2 separate regions of the Homo sapiens genome follow, and region 2 is linked to region 1. The links are chromatin loops, found by intact Hi-C in ENCODE. Cell type or tissue: GM12878. All regions are shown on one strand. Links, peaks and the distances in the headings refer to the core of each region. The heading gives the core; the rest is flanking DNA. Region 1 overlaps LINC01094 (long intergenic non-protein coding RNA 1094). Region 2 has its middle 26 kb from the start of BMP2K-DT.

The links. Peaks named below come from ENCODE experiments on the same cell type or tissue, not always from the same donor. Only the 100,000 strongest peaks of a DNase experiment are listed, where the experiment ranks them.
Region 2: it touches region 1 in a loop (5-fold over the local background); 3 of 110 quality-filtered maps call a loop at or near these places.

Annotation. Positions count from the first base shown.
Region 1 is chr4:78,658,482-78,667,070 of GRCh38, forward strand. LINC01094 (long intergenic non-protein coding RNA 1094) reads left to right here. Exons shown (of 3, transcript NR_038308.1): 2 at 4,437-4,491. Among named protein-coding and RNA genes, the nearest start is that of LINC01094, 17 kb to the left of the region's middle. In GM12878, for the core only: no CTCF peak of the experiment used is centred there; a DNase peak (open chromatin) is centred at 3,800; H3K27me3 peaks cover 132 bases.
Region 2 is chr4:78,746,007-78,754,595 of GRCh38, forward strand. No RefSeq gene overlaps it. Among named protein-coding and RNA genes, the nearest start is that of BMP2K-DT, 26 kb to the right of the region's middle. RefSeq lists enhancers at 4,085-4,264, 4,565-4,614. In GM12878, for the core only: no CTCF peak of the experiment used is centred there; DNase peaks (open chromatin) are centred at 3,475, 4,285 and 7,300; H3K27ac peaks cover 2,148 bases.

The sequences.
Region 1 (8,589 bases), core at 464-8,463:
AGTGATTATCCTGCCTCAGCCTCCCGAGTAGCTGGGATTACAGGTGCCTGCCACCATGCCCAGCTAATTCCTGTATTTTTAGTAGAGACGTGGTTTCACCATGTTGGCCAGGCTGGTCTCGAACTCCTGACCTCAGGTGATCTGCCCGCCTTGGCCTCCCAGAGTGCTGGGATTACAGGCGTGAGCCACTGCACCTGGCCCACAAATCTACTTCTATCTCTCACCTTGCCTTGACTTTCACCACAAGACAGAATAGTTCCCCTTAGAGACTTTCATTTGCTCTGTGGTATCACTCTTTAGACTGCCTGAGATACATACTGGAAAATGCCACCTCTTAAAAGGCACCACTAAGTTCTTAATTGAATCCACACTTTAGTCTTTTATCCTTTCGATTTCTATGGTAAAGAACATAGGCCCTGTATTTGCTACTCATATCTCCCATTCATTTGTGTGTGATTATGTAGCTTTTTTAGCTTACACACAGCTATAAAGCATTTTCCAAGTCTTTTTTATATTATCTAGTTTGCATGAAATAAGGATGTAGGAGTATGTTTGGCTTTTGGCTATAGATAGTTGGAAGTATTTCTAAAGATCCACTCTCTTCTGAGCTCTCTTACTGTTCTTGTTTTCAACTAACAGAAATTGGAAAATAAAGATTGTGTGGGTATAAAATGAATGCTTGCAATGTTTGTCATTTTTGGAACTCTATTTCTGTGGCTCTTGACTTTTTTTAAGATGGCTTCACCTAAAAGTTGCTAAGGCCAGGCCAGAGCTCTTCTTATAAACAAATGACAGGGGACATGATAGCCCATAATGAATTCAATCTGGGCTATCTGTGGCGTTGTGTGTGGATAAAAAGTAAAAGCTAATTTTGAGTACAAAGAAAATGAATAAAGCCTCTTGCCACTAAGATAGTTAAGAGAAGACTGTCAGAAGGCAACATCATTCTATGCAGCTGGACCTATGCCCTTCCACAGATGGGAACAATGCCATATGGTTAGGGAGCTTGGCTGTTACCCAAGTGGCTCCTATTCAGTTCTCCATTTGAGCAAGAGTTGAGAGGAGATGGAGAATAGTATTTGGGAGACTTCCTGGGTTCAAGTCCTGCCTCTACCACTTATTTGCTATGTGCTTTCTTAGTAACCTGAAGCAATGAATAACAGTATTAGCCTCATAGGGTTGTTGTAAGGTTTAATTGAGATAGTGCACATTATGCATGCTGCCTACCTGGCACATAGTAATAGGTGGGAGGTATTATTACTGTGATGATGATGATGGGTGTCCAGGGGGAGACCAGTCTGAATGTACCTGGTAGACTCAGTAGGTTACTGGAAGTCAGGAGTCACAAATGTGAACCAGGCAGCAAGCTTTAGAAGGTGATTGACAGGGCAAATTGGCAGGGATTGTTAAGAAAGATACAGAGAATGGTGGTAAAACCAGGAGGAATAAGCATGCCTTTTTCTCTTATTGGAGCAAAGAGGACATTACCTGGTCTGTATCCAACTAGACAAGGGCCTGAACCTTAGAGAAGATGTTGAACCCCACTAGCATTACTTAAGGTCAAACAAGGCAAAAGCGTTTTGGTTTTCTGTTTATTTGTCTGGTTTGGGATATTCCTGGGAAGGAATATTATGGATTTTGCACTTCTAATATCTGACTTCTGTGTAATGGAAGAAAAAAATAGCACTCCAGTAAGCCTTTATAATGCCATACACACATAAAGTGAAACAAGAAGACCCTGTGAAGGATGATAGGAATGACAGATCTCGTCCTACTAAAGGAATAAATTTCCTTCCAAACATATTACAGTTGTATAAGCTATAAAATATATTGCTATAAAATGACTCACCTATTTGAAAATCCTACTGCATAGAGTTTCCACAGTTAGAAAACTGGTATGCGAAAATGTGAAAGTTGGTAAGAATCAAGAAATAGTTTTTTAGTACCTATTGTGTGTAAGGTATTATTACATAATCACAGAATTATACTATTATTTTGCTTTTTGCATAGATTTGCATTACCTAGTCAATATTTAACTGATTTATTTAACCTTTGTAAAACAAATTCAGAATCTCATACTGAGACTTAGGAAGTATATACAGTAGTTCCCCCCTTATCCGTGGTTTTGCTTTCCATAATTTCAGCTACCTGCAGTCAACCACGATCTGAAGATGTTTAAGGGAAAATTTTGGAAATTAACAACTCATAAGTTTTAAATTGTGCACCATTCTGAGTAGTGTGATGAAATCTCACAGCATTCCGCTCAGTCCCTTCCAAAGGTGAATCATCTTTTGGTCCAGTTATCTGCACTGTAGATGCAACCATCTAGATTATCAGATTGAAAAAACATAGTATAGACAGTCTAGGGTTCAGTACTATGCACAGTTTCAGGCATCTACTAAGTCTTGGAACGTATCCTTCAAGGATAAGGGGGAACTATTCTATTCATAAATTCATAGAATTTTAAAGCTGGAAGAACTCCGAAGGGAATGAAAATCAGTGTCCTAGGCTTTCCTTAAAATGCTAGGTAATGTCCTAAGGAGCTTTTGAAATTTTAAATTATTTTTAAAACACTTTATAAAAGAAATTTTTTAGTCAAATATATCAGTGCTCACTAAATCCCCACCTATTATAAGAATTTACTCATCCTAGCAATGTCAACTTTAGGAAGCATAAGAATAGAAACTGAGATAATATAAATGACTTATTCAAGGGGAATGGCATTAATCAGTCAACAAAGTGAGATAATCAGTAGAGCATCTGAAAAAATAAGACCTCTCATATGACCTGTTTGTTTATTTCTGTTCCCAGATGACAAATATTTTTTGAATTCTGCCCAGCTCCTCTTGGGGTAGACAAATATTAAAACAGAAAAAAGTGGCAAGGTGCTTTTGTTCAGTGTGGGCTCATGGGGAAAAGTCCTATAATATTTTCAGCTGGTCACTATGAAGGCAGCCAGCAGTGAGCTCAGCCGACATTGTTGTGGGATGGCACTATGACATCGATTAACGGAAAACTGAATGTTGAAATTATGCAGCAGAGGAAAAGAAAAGGAGGAGGACAATAACAAAATTTTCCAAACAGAAAATCACAAGGTCCACATAGGAAAAGTATAGTTTTCAAACTCCAGAAGATATTTGCAAACACCAGTGAGCAAGCTATGAATCTTGTTTTCCCATAGGCCCTACCATCAGTAGAGATCCCAGGTAGAGCAATTTACCTGCACATTGTTGCCAGGGAACAAGGGAAGGCGAGTCAAACTATTTGGGGATTTAGCTGAGCTTTGAAATAACTGAAAAGCTATGCTTCAATTTTTAAGAGTTCATCAGGTAGGATTTCTAGGATTGTAAGGTCCTCACTCTAGAACTTCTGAAAATAATCAGATGAATCGGAATTAAAGAACTAATGGCCTTAATTGTGTCTAAATAGGAATGAAGTAACAATGACTGTCATCATGAGCTATTCTCTTCTATGGCTCTGGACGGTCTTTTTTTTTTTTTTTTTCTGTTCAGAGCTTCCTGCTTGGTGTTTGCCTAAGTAGGGAGGAAAGCCATTGTTTGAACTTTGCAACAACAGATTGCAAGCTAAGGCTTTTCTACACTTTGTTTAATTTTCCTGAAATGTTCCTTTTTACAGAAAAGATCTGTTGTTGACCTAGCATGCTTTTTGTCTTACTCAATACTCCCCTGGGGATGTAGTTAAAACAACACTTAGCTGTAATTCTCCTGGGTGGAGAAGTGTTTGGTGGTGGCAATGAAACTAAAGCACAGATTTGAGCAACTGTGGGCTGTTGACTTTATGCTAGCCTTTCATAAAGAGAAACCTCAAAACACCGTGGCCATTCAGCAAACAGTGTGAGTTTCATCTAAGCCTGGCTGGCTTTGCCCTTGCTATCTTCGGGCTAGAATGATCCTAACCATCAGTGTCTTTGTGTCATGATGCAGAAAGTTGGCTAGGACATAGGAGGATAATGCTGAAGTATAACTTCTGAGTGGGGGAGGGAATCAGGCAGAGAAGTAAAGCTCTACACAATGGCTAGTGCTTCTGTATTATGATGTGTGTTCCAACGGAGGTCAATCATTGTGCATTGTCTCTAGGGAGTGAATACAGCATATTATTTTGGGGTAGAAATTGAGATTTCTTTTGGTGGTAAAATATACAGAAAATAGAAACTCTCTGTACTTGATTTCTTTAAGTTTATTTAAATACCTTCAAAGGTATTCTTCTATGAGAAGGAACATGACATAATAGGACTCTAAAAATGAAACTGTTTTAGTGATGGAAATTTTCCATATCAAATCTACTATAGCCACTAGGATATATTACCAAAGTTTTTAAAAATTCTTGTGTGCAGTGAACTTTGTTGATTGCCTACTCAGCAAAAAATCATCTCCTGTGTTCCTAATGAACCTCAATTTTGCTTTCCTCTCTTCTAGTCATGTGCCTGGGAAAGATTGATGCCAGCTCCAGAAAGGCATCCGAATGGTCTAAGTAATGCCATCCATCTGTCAGTAATAGATTCAGAAATGGGTATGTGATTCAAGTCTGGCCAATGAGATGTATGCAGAAGAGTGCTGGGTATTCTGGAAAATTATCCCTTGTCATTCAGAGATCCACAGGAATCCAGCCTTTTGCTCCTTGAATGGGATAAGGAAGCACATAATCCCAGTTGCTCTTCCAGTCATCCCAGACCCACAGCCCTGCTTTAGCCATCCTATAGCCATCATATATTCACAAGGGGAGAGCAACTGAGGACAACACTGTGGATCCTTGTGACATAACCAAGCCAGTGAACCAATCAATACATTTATTTATTGTTTGAGCCATTGTAGTTGAGCTTACGTTACTGGCAGCTGAAAGCTGAAAGTTATTCTATCTGCCAATCCTCATCTTGCACGTCTCTTAGTTTTGCTCTTATCTCTCCTTTTCCTCTTTTTCACACATAAATCCCAATCTTTGTTCCAACTCACACTGTCAACACTCTGACCTTTCCCTCTTGCTTTCTTTTCCTCTTCTCTCTGTCCCTCTCCCTTTTGCCTTTCTTTCTGCCAGTGCTACCCACAGGTATATCTTAAATCTTATTAGCCATAGCCATGACCAAAGACTAGGACCACCACTAGGTATAACTGGATTAGGTGGAGTTTTGCTCATTTGCCCTCCTTTGTACTTTCGACATCAACATCCCTCACCCCTCAGCAATTCTCTCCACTGTGCCCCACTCCATATAACAAAAAGTCTTGTGTGCTCTGAAACATCCACCCAAAAACTATATTTTCACTAAAATTCCTTTGGTGATAATGCCTTAACATGGTGGTTTCCAAAGCTTTTTAAAACCATAACCCACATTAAGTATCCTCACTCAGTATACACAGAATATACACATAGGCACTTGATATAGTCTGGATATTTGTCCCTGCCCAACTCTTATGTTGAATTGTAATCCCCAGTGCTAGAGGTGGGGCTTGGTGGGAGGGTGTTTGGATCCCTCATGGCTTGGTGCTGTCTTCACAATAGTGAGTTCTCTAGACATCTGGTCATTTGAAAGTGTGTGGCACCTTCCCCCTCTCCTTGCTTCTGCTCTGACTATGTGACATGCCTGCTTTCCTGCTTTCCTTTTGCCTTCTGCCATGATCATAAGCTTCCTGAGGACTTCCCAGAAGTCAAGCTGATGCTAGCATCATTGCTTCCTGCAAAGCCTGCAGAGCTGTGAACCTCTTTTCTTTATGAATTATCCAGTCTCAGGTATTTCTTTATAATGTGAAAGGAAAATAAACCTTGGGGCCCCCAAATCACTAAGCTAAATGGAAAAGTCAAGCTGGGAACTGCTTAGAGCAAACCTGCCTCCCATTCTATTCAAAGTCATCCCTCTGCTCACTGAGATAGATGTATATCTGATTGCCTCCTTTGGAAAGGCTAATCAGAAACTCAAAAGAATGAAACCATTCATTTGTCTCTCGCCTATCTGTGACCTGGAAGCCCCCTCTCTGCTTCGGCTTCAAGGCTTCCTGCCTTTGCTTCAAGTTGTCGCGCCTTTCCAGACCCAACCAATGTACTTCTTACATATACTGATTGATGCTTCATGTCTCCCTAAAATGTATAAAACTCAGCTGTGCCCCAGCCACCTTGGCCACATGTCATCAGGACTCCCTGAGGCTGTGCCGCAGGCTCATCTTCAACCTTGGCAAAATAAACTTTCTAAATTAACTGAGACCTGTCTCAGATTTTCGGGGTTTAGAGTAGCAATGCAAGAAGGGACTAACACAACACTGCAGGAAAAGTTCTATGAAACACACTTACCTTTACTACCAGTGACACATTCTGATATTACATATTCTGTTCTATTTCATTTTTAAAAAGTGTTTGTCTGTACTCACTAAATTGATGTCATGGATAGTTGTTGTGACCACCAAAAACACTTCCTTCACCCACAGCAGAAATTCTGGTGGTCGTGTGATAAACTTGTCAAAAAGTCCTTTGAGGGTAATTAGACTCATACTTAAACCTGAATAAAATGACAGCCAACACCAACTAAAAGAAGTTCTGTCTGTGTCAATTTGGATACATTGTTTCCCCTAAAAAAATGAAGAGTGAGTGAGAATATATGAATGCTGACACCTGATGTGTTCCTAGTAATTTCAGGGGATCTTTCTGAAATGGCAAAAGTGTTTAAGAAACACCATTATAATTATTTCTGAAAGTAAAGATGTTTCCTGCAAAAGCTATTTGAGTCCCAGAGCCAATTCATTAATTGGTTTTATGTTTGACTTTTTAGAGCCCATTAAATATATCTATTTGGTTATTCATTTGGCAGCTATGCTACTTCTTTAAGAGCTGGGAATGGCAGATTGTCTATAAGAATCATTTTTATAACATGGATTGTGGTAAAAATGTGTTAGCTTTCTTGTTGATAACTACTTGTTATCAGCTAGAACCACTTTTACAGCCTGTACCATGTGAAGGCCTCACATATAAAGTCCATAGCATGTTTGAAAGTCACATGATATCTAGAAAAGCCCTGTATAAACTGGAAAGCATTGTGTAAACACAAAATATTATTATTATGCATTTTTTTAAAGTAAGAAACTCTTGCCTAAGAAGTCAGTCATCCCCATGGTTAGAACATGTCTCCCAAAGTTCATGTGTTGGAAACTTAATTGCCATTGTAACAATATTAAGAGGTGGGGCCTTTAAGAAGTGATTAGGTCATGAGGGCTTTGTCCTCATGAATGGACTAATGTTGTTATCATGGGAATGGGTTAATTGTGGTGAGCCTGGCCCCCTTTTTCTTTCTGCTTCATCTGCCCCTTTCTGCCATCCATCCTTTTGCCATGGAATGACTCCTGCCAGATGCCAGTACTATGCTCTCAGCCTTCCTGGCGTTCAGAACCATGAACAGAATAAATTTCTTTTTTTAATAAATTACCCATCTCTGGTATTCTGCTATAACAGCCAAAAATTGACTAGGGCCTTCATGAATTTTGAATGCCAATGAATTTTAATGTTTTTGTTAATGGTACTGAGTTCTATAAATGTTTTTCCCCACCCTCTAATTGATACGCACACACATGCACACACACACACACACATGCATACATATGCACATACATATTAGACTTTTAAGCCTATATTCAATACAATACAGGCTGGTTGCTAATTTACAAACCCTATTTTCTCTTTTATAAGATATATTAGAAGGTAGGTTTTCTTCTATATGTAGTTATAGTTGTGGTGTGATATGCCCAGAATTACTGTGAGATATGTTAAATGGTACAGTATAGCTTTAGTAGTTAAGGTTTTGGAGACAGAAAGACTCCAAATGCAATCTTACATTTAACAAGGTCTGTGAATTTGGGTGAGTTACTTAACCTTCCAAGCTCTGATGTTCCTCATCTGTCAGATGAGGTTAATATAATGCACCTCACAAAGATGTTATAGAATTGAATTTATCTCTACTCATTAAATTAATTTCATAATTTACTAATGGGTCATGACCACCAAAAACACAGGCTTAACCCACAGAAGAAATTCTGATATTAAGAATCATGGAGCCAGGTGCAGTGGTGCATGTCTGTAGTCCCAGATACTCAGGAGGCTAAGGCAGGAGGATTGCTTGAGCCCAGGAGGTGGAGGCTGCAGTGATATGATTGTGCCACTGTACTCCAGCCTGGGCAACAGAGCGAGACCTTGTCTCTAAAAAAAGAAAAAGAAAAAGAAACAAAGCTGATTTAAAAAATTGTGGGCATATTACAAACCTGCAATGTATGTGTGTGTGTGTGTGTGTGTGTGTCTGTGTGTGCATGTAAAGTACTTAGGACTTAGGACAGCACACTTAGTATTTAGCACATAATACCTAGCAATAGCTCAATGAATGGTAGCTTAACAACAATAACTAATGATATTACGACATGTTTATTTCATCACACCTTCACCATGAATAAATGTAGAGATCTAGGACCTAGTACCTCTTGCTTTCCCTTTGGTGCTGAAGCTTCACTCCACTGCTTCCCAAATCTATGTGTCCACCTAGAAATGGGTCATGGTTGCTGAATCGTAGAATAATAATACTGCAAAATTGCTAAATCTCTGAGG
Region 2 (8,589 bases), core at 305-8,304, 87 kb after region 1:
ACTTGGGTGGCTGAGGTGAGAGGATTGCTTGAGCCTGGGACATTGAGGCTACAGTGAGCCGTGATTGCACCCCTACACTCCAGTCTGGGTGATAAGAGTGAGACCTGGTCTAAAAAAAAAAACAAAAGAAAAAGAAAAAAAGAAAAAGAAGAAGCTCCTTTTGCTTCACCCAAGTAAAAATACCAAAACTCTGCTATAGTTCTTTAAAACTTACAAATCTTAGAACAAAGATTACGTGCTGTGGAAAAATAAAGCCCAACTTGACCTCAGTGCAAAGGCACAACTCTGCTAACTAGCAACAGACATTGAATAGCAGCAGCCATTCTCATCTTGATCATTGTGTTATTAGTTTTGGCAGATTTGTTGTACCTTATTGCTTATTTTGGAGATTTTTAAAAAACATTAGCTATCATGGCTAGTATGTGCAAAATAGCAAAGATGGGATGTAAGTGCTAGAAAGTACTCGCAAGAGGCATAAGGTGATGAGAGAAATGTTCAAATGGAAAGTCAGCACCAACATAGATATGGACATGGAGCAATTTCCTGCAGATGTATCATATTGTGTATTGTATACATTTCTGTAGTATCGCTTTGGCTTTATGGATAAAACAATGTATGTTATCAGAAGGTAAACCTGTTTAAAAGTTCAGAATAGCTTTTGCATTCTTTTCCTGCATTACACAAGCCTTTCTGCCAAAGAATTTTGGCCTATATGGCAGATTAATAATGGCCACAAATTCTTTGATACTGCCATGAGAGTTGGGCTGTTCCCTCTCAAATTCTCTGACTTACAGAATACACTGGAAGTGACCCTGTGCTAATTTCTAGGCCCAGGCCTTAAGAGCCCAGCTATTTTTATTTCCTGTGTCGTGTAACAATTTCTCTTGGAACCTTGAGCTACCCAGTAAGAAGTCCAACTATCTTGCTAGAGAGAACTACATGGAGTAGGAGAGGGGCCCCACTGAGCCCAGCCTTCCAGTCATCCTGTCAAGGCACCAGGCATGTAGGTGAATCCATCTTGAACCATCTAGACCAGCTCAGTTATCAACATGTTGAGCAGAAGAATCATCCAGCTAAACCCTGCCCAAATGCCTGACTTACAAAACTGTGAGATATAATAAAAGGGTTTTTTTTTAGTCCACTACATTTTGCCATAATTTGTAACACAGATATAGGTAACTTGAACAGCATACATGAATGATGAACAGCAGGAGGCATTTACATGCATTTTACAGCAAATAATTACTTTGTGTTTCTCCCTTTTGTTTTTTGTTTACTTTCAATAAAATATAAATCCCCAGCTTTTGCCACTCTATGCGTAGTCATCTGAAAGTCATGATATTTCACTTTTTAAACTTCATCAAGACATTTCAAAGATTCTTGTTGACTCATAATTGCCAATTAAAAAGTTACTTTTAAAAAAAAAATGTAAAGGCTGTCACAGAACCAGGGTGAACTGGCAGGCAGATCTTAAAAGTATGCAATGAACTAGACAGCTGAATTAAGCAATTAATCTTCATAACCAAACCCAACTTAATTTGCCTTGTTCGATGATTTCCACCCTTAGTTTTAAAGCATACCAGGCATTGCTAATAGCTTCAAGCAATCACAAAATTATCCATAATATTGCAAAAGACCTTTTCTTGCAATCATTCACATTAGAATAAAAATGTAAGGCATGTCAAATAGCAAGAATTTGGGGGGAGGATAAATTGTAACTTCCATGCATATACAAACTTCTTTAGAATGTAGGCTGAGTATCGTGAGAATGGATAATACTTGTTTATATACTTTCTTCGTATTCCCATCTGGTATTCTCATGTATGTAATTCTATGGCAACATTTTATTTTCTCAGGTCAGGGCCAGGAAGTCTGTTGAATTCTATGAACATCTGGCTTATGATCTCATGAGATACACTAGTTAACTCATGGGAAAATTATTTTTTTAACATGAAGCAAAATAACAGTTTATGGTGACAATCCTTTCTTATAAAAATTTCTTTTTAATGTAGCCTGGCATGATGCAGGATTTCTCAAAGAGTTCTGCAGGATACCATTCCTCAGAATATTAAATATGTGTTAATTGGATTAAAAGATGCCTTTGCAAATAAGTTCAGAAAAATTTAGAAAGAAAAATGTTAAACATGTTTCCTTTCTGAAATTTTCTGGGAATCTTGAATGTGCTAAACTCTATGAATCTCTAAGGGACCCCACAATGTGCAGAATCAAACATTGTTGACTGTGGCATCATTTTTGGAAAGACATTTTGTGGGATGAGTGTAGACTAAAACACACTTTGGGAAATACTGGCAGAATAGAAAGAGTCTGGAACTGGGAGCCCAAAGGACTTGGTTATAATCCTGATCTGCCACTTACTGCCTGGGTAAGTTATTCTATTAATCTCAAGATCATCTTAGATAAAATGAGGATAATACATGCACGAACTATTACCCCACAGAATTTTTATGAGAAATAAATCAGAAATTGTGGGTAAGAGTGATTAATCAATGCCTAGCATTCAGCAGGCCCTAGTGACTGAATGCTGGAGGAATGATTATCTTTGTACAATAATGTCTTTAGTTTATTTAAGGTCCTGATGAGAGGCTCACATGCTTATGAAACAGGCGCCAATTTCTGATAAACTTTGCAACCTTTATACTGCTCAGATGAGTCTAGGCCTGGTTTTCCCTGAGGCTTCTCATCATCTTGTGGCAATGACCACCAGGTGTGCTGTATTACCTGCTGAATTGAAGATCAACTTGGTTTTGTTTTTAAACACATCTTACATTTGGGCAACCAATTCCAGGGATTTTAAAATCAGTTTCTCAAGAAAATATTACATGGAGGTAGAACCTATCTTGGAGCAGAGGGCTAGAATCGGAAACTCAGGACAGGGTTTACTTAATCTCTTTGACTTTTTGTTTCCTCACTCATAATTGAAAATAATAATTTCCCCATAGTAATATTATGAGCACTGAATCTGATATTATGTATAGGAAGTACATTGTATTGTGTATCATTAATAAACCATTTTTATGACTATCATCAAAAGAGATCTTTCATAGAATTATATAATATAGTATTAAAATTAAAGAATCTAATATAGATCACCTAGTCAAATGTCCTCCTTTTCTAGAATTAAAAAAAAAAAAATCAGAAGGATGAAGGAATTTAGCCAAAGTCGTATAGTTCTCAGTGGCAAGTCCAGATAGAATATAACGGCTTTTTCCAAATATTCAAAGAAGAAAACATTTGCGCTATATGACCCCAAGGGATCAAATCAGTAGTGAAAGCTAGAGGAAACTATATGAAAATACACATCTAACAATCTCAATCTTAGTGCTCTACTGTTGAAATAGGTTGCCTCGGGGTTGCCACTCACCACCCTTCCCCCACCACCACCACCTATTTAGGTATTAAAGCTGGCTCTAGGGAGATGAAGTAAGCCATATGTACAGGTATCAGTCTCTGGGTTTTGTGAATCGGAAATTAATCATATGCATCATGGTTTGGCCTTGTGGTTGACACATTGCCTGAGACAGTCCCAGACCTATGACAGAGCCAACTCTGGAACTGTATTTTATAGAAATGCAGGAGCCACAATCTCACTGGAAGAAAGGACTTAAAGCTATAATTTCTTAGCACTTTACATAAGATTGAGAAAATGTCAAGTATCCATATCAAAGAATAGAGTTTGAAGGAGATTACAGAGGGACTAAATTCCTTTAACCCACTTGGCATTGCTGTTGGTTATATATAGAAGCTGGGCTCAACTCTGCTGGATAGCTAACCACAATTTCAGAGCCTGTAATTTTCTGTTATCTGTACTGACGCCCTTTTTATTTATGTGGATAATTGAAAGTTGACTATAATTATGAAATCTGACAACCTCAAGACAAACTCATTGAACATCTTTCTTTTAGAAACAATGTGAATTGAGATGTTTTATTCACTAGGCAACCCAATAATATTTGCTCATGGTTAAGAATGTACTATCAATCACGATATCCCAAACAAAAAACACAAGAGAACAAGCCAACAACAACAAAGTTTTCCCTTAGAGACAATTGTAATGAGACAGGACAGGCATTGCCCCAAAAGAGAAGTGAGAGATAATTTGAGGAAGTAAAATAAAGTTTAGTAAAGGCTGGGATATTTCTGTGGAACCTACTAAAAGGGGAACTCCAAGATATGCCTCACATTTGCCCAGATCTAGATCTGAGTTTGCATATTTTGTGATTTCAGAGTATGTTCTGACTAAAACAGCAAACACACTTAATATAAGTGGTTAATGAAGCTACCAGCAAAGTGGGCACATCCTGTCACAGTGCACATAATAATAACAAAGCTAATATTGAGTGCTTACCATGAGCAGGTACTGTACTAAAACGTTTCACATGAGTTAACTTGTTTAATCCTTGTACTAATTATGATATTTGTACTATTCTTAACCCCATTTTCAGGAAACTGAAGTTTAGAGACCTTGACTACTTTCCACAGCTGATAACTGTTAACTTCAGGTTTGAATCAAGGTCTTCTGACTGCAGACCTGTATCTTCCTTATATCTTGTCCACCTACCCTTGGTAGATCTGAAATGGAGTCCAGTCTTGTTGTGTCAGTACTGCTGTCATTGTCCCCAGAGCAGCCCATTGTTTACTATGTAGGGTGACCAGCAATCTGTAGGCCAGCCTTTGGGGCATAATGTGCCTCTTTTGTGTTAATCCTTAGAAAAAACCTACTTAAAAATATGTTCTTTTTCCATTAGAGTCACGACAGGTCAAAGATCTACTGAGGAGGGGATGTGTCTTTACTTGATACTGTAGGCTTTAATCAGGAGAAGTGGCATAAACTTAAGCAAGAAAACCTTTGGGGCCAGGTGCGGTGGCTCATGCCTGTAATCCCAGTACTTTGGGAGGCCGAGGCGGGCGGATCTTGAGGTCAAGGGATAGAGACCATCCTGACCAACATGGTGAAACCCCGTCTCTACTAAAAATAAAAAAATTAGCTGGGTGTGGTGGCATGTACCTGTAGTCCCAGCTACTGGGGAGGCTGAGGCAGGAGAATCGCTTGAACCTGGGAGGCAGAGGTTGCAGTGAGCGGAGATTGGGCCACTGCCCTCTAGCCTGGTGACAGAGCGAGACTCCGTCTCAAAAAACAGAACAAAACGAAACAAAAAAACCTTTGTACCCTGATTTCACTTAATGTTACCTAACACTAAGTGTATTTCACAGGTGCTGCTGAGGAAACCATTCAAAGTCCTAGCCTATCTATGACAGGCCTTAATATCCTAAAGCTAAGAAAGGTAGGGTACAGAGTCAGCCATATACATGTATAAAGCAGGTAGACATTCAGGATGCTGAAAAGGGTACCTGCATCATATTTGTTTTCCCCTAGACTTGCCAACTAGTCTGAAATTTCCACCACTACTATCACTTATTTGGATAAAGCCCCCATATTAGAATATAAACATGTTCTTGAAAAGATGAATACGTTAAGCCATTAATATTCACTACAGACAGTGATGGTTAACACTATAGCTGTAATGTTAGAAAAGGACAGAGCTTTGAGGGAATGAGACCATGATAGGTAAATTTTGAAGAAAAAAAGAAAACTGGAAAGCTCATAACAGTGGTTTTCAAACACAGGCTTGCAGATTAGACAAAGGTATTCATTAATTTTTGGTGAAATAGGAGCAACAGGGAAAATGTAGTAAAATTTCTAATTAAAACTATACATTTAAAATTATAAAATTATAAATTCTGAGATAATGTCCTTCTTTTTGGATGGTATCTTGTCACTTCTGTTATAAGATGATTATGATAGTAGATGAAGGTTGAATTTTTTTAAAAGTCTGTGTTTGACAAAATAAAAAGCTAGCAATTTTTTGTTAATCATTAATGGATATACATGCATTCAATATTCTATTACACCTTCACAGTAACTGTGAGGAATTTTTTGTGATCATGCCTGTTTTATAGATGAGGAATCTCAGGCCTAGAGGATAAATAACTTATCCAAATTGATATAGCTATTAAGTGGCAAAACTGTGACTTGTCCTCCTTACTCACTCCTTTCATTTGGGACAAGGACACTGGGGCCTTTGAGGAAAAGATCAATACTAAAAACAGAAAGAGAAATGTTAGAAAAACCAAAGTACAGAAGATAAATTTCACCTACTTAATTTTAACAAACACTTTCTAGAACTTTGCTGGCAAAAATGTTGTCCCTTATACTTGGCATTTAGAAACTAACATCATAAAATCCTGAAAGTGTTAAGAGCAAAAAAAGTTTTAAAGTTCATTCTCCTTCTTTTCAATAAATGAGAAAACTTACAAGTAGCATCTGACTTAAAATTCTATATTGTTGCATATGACAAGCACTCAGAAATATTTACATAAAGCAAAAGGCATAACACAGCCATTATTGGTAATGTAGAGAAGAAAAAAGCAAAGGAAAATGTAGCCTGATCAGACCAGCTAAGTAACTGCATGAGACAAACTTCAGCCACTTCAGTCATCCATGACAAATGAAGAACAGTAAAACAGGAAAAACCCTTAAAATAGAATTAATTTCAACTCAGTGATATGCACATAGGAAGCATTCAACAAAAAGTCAATTACTGAAATAATAAATGAATGCCTAATTTTATATTGCTCATCATAACATGGGCAACATACATTCTTTCTTGTTCTAGAAATAAACATTTGAAGACCTGGGAAAATGCTTAACCAAGAAAAATCTATTACAAGGCTACACTTTGACTACATGTATTCATCATTAAATACAGGTATAAAATGAAAATGTCCAAATATGCTAATTTAGACATAATACATATAATGACTGAGATTTAAGAACTAGTATCATTTATTTGGCAGTTTTCCAAACTCTCAACATTTGGAAACATTTTCTATTACTGAGTCGTTTTGCCACCAGGGAACCCAACTAACTCCAGAATTATGCTTCCTTCAGGGAGATGGGAAGTTCTCATCAGCCACAACAACCTTGGCAGGTAGCTCTCTTGTGCTTACTCGGAACATATATTTGAGAATTAGAATAAAGACTAAAGGATATGCTCAGCATTTCCAAGTCCTTATGTACCCTGAATTGGCATCTACTATTGACTACGAGGACAATGGGTGAACAGTCAAATTACTTTTGGGGGGTTGAGAGGAGACAGAGACAGAATGGTATTCTGTGGTCTCAGCCATAAGCTTCAGGAAATCCATGGTAACTTTCATATCTCTAAAGCAAAGAGCTAAGGAAGCCCATCTAATGCTTCTGAAAGGCAGGTATTGAGGTGGCTGTGGGAACCTCTGAGAGCCCCTCATCTACCCTGTAGACCAAGAAACCACCTATCGCAGTGGAAGCTCATGTGCCCCATTGAGGAGTTTCCCACCATGGCTTGGATTTGCATGAGAAACATCATCAGACTGAATCTGATTCTTAAAAATGGATGAAGGGACAGAGAGGTAACTTTCAAGATGCTTCCACATTATTTAGGAATCCAAGATCATCAGATTCCCTCACTCCAGAGGGAAATTAAAGTTCAGAGGACAATGCCTGAGCCTACTGCTGACTTACAGAACCCATTTCACTCATAAATTTGAGCCCCCAAGGCCTAAAGGAGATGAGTGTGGTTCAAGCTTTCCCTTCATTTTCATTCTATACAGAACTGGCCATTTAACGACCGCTGGATCTTGGCAAGCAGCTACCTTATTTGGAGAAGTTCTAGCAGTTCTCAACCTCTAATTTCTGCTTCAGGCCTTACATTCTGGAAGGAGTAAGATGCCACTACAGTGGAGGATTCTTGAAGCTCTATACAGAAGTGGTGCACCATAGAGGGCCACAAACCTGAATACAGAACTCCCATTGCAGTGTGGCAGGGGCGGGGGGTTTACAGCCATTTCAGGAGACCCTAAAACAGATCAGGCAGATTTTGATGTGGGTTACAGGATTACCCTCTAGCCAGGAAGCTAGACTCATTTCTTCATTTGTCCAGCAATAATATATTAAGCTAAGCACCTATTTTTGTGAAACTAGAAAGGGTAGAATCCCGTAGTTTGAGGACCACTTCACAGAGGAATTAGGATTGCTGGAGATGACCAGCACTAAGTATGGGGCCAAGGGACTCTTCACTTAACCCCTGTCCCATACTTCACTCATGCCCTCAAATGGAAATGACCTATTTGACATTATCATTCATCAAATATTTTTTAGATCTACTGTGTAGAAGACATCAAGGCCAACGCTGTTGGACTGTTTATTAATCCATAAAAATGAGATCTATTTTAAATCAATAAACAACGATCTTAATTTTCTTTTGGCCTCAAGTACATAACACAGTGCCTAGCCCATAGTGGACATTTTAGAGATGTTCATTACATTGAAAAGAAAATAATTCCTATGATGAGAAGTATGTTACCTTGGGCTTTGTTTGGTTGGATGCAATTCATGGCTTGATATTTTCTCACCTGCAATGTTTTTGAACCAGTGAATAGTAATACTAAATAGCAATATAATAACAATTGATTTATTTTACTTTTAAGCCAGGAAAATTTGCTCACTCAGGTAGAGAAATTCAGTCATCC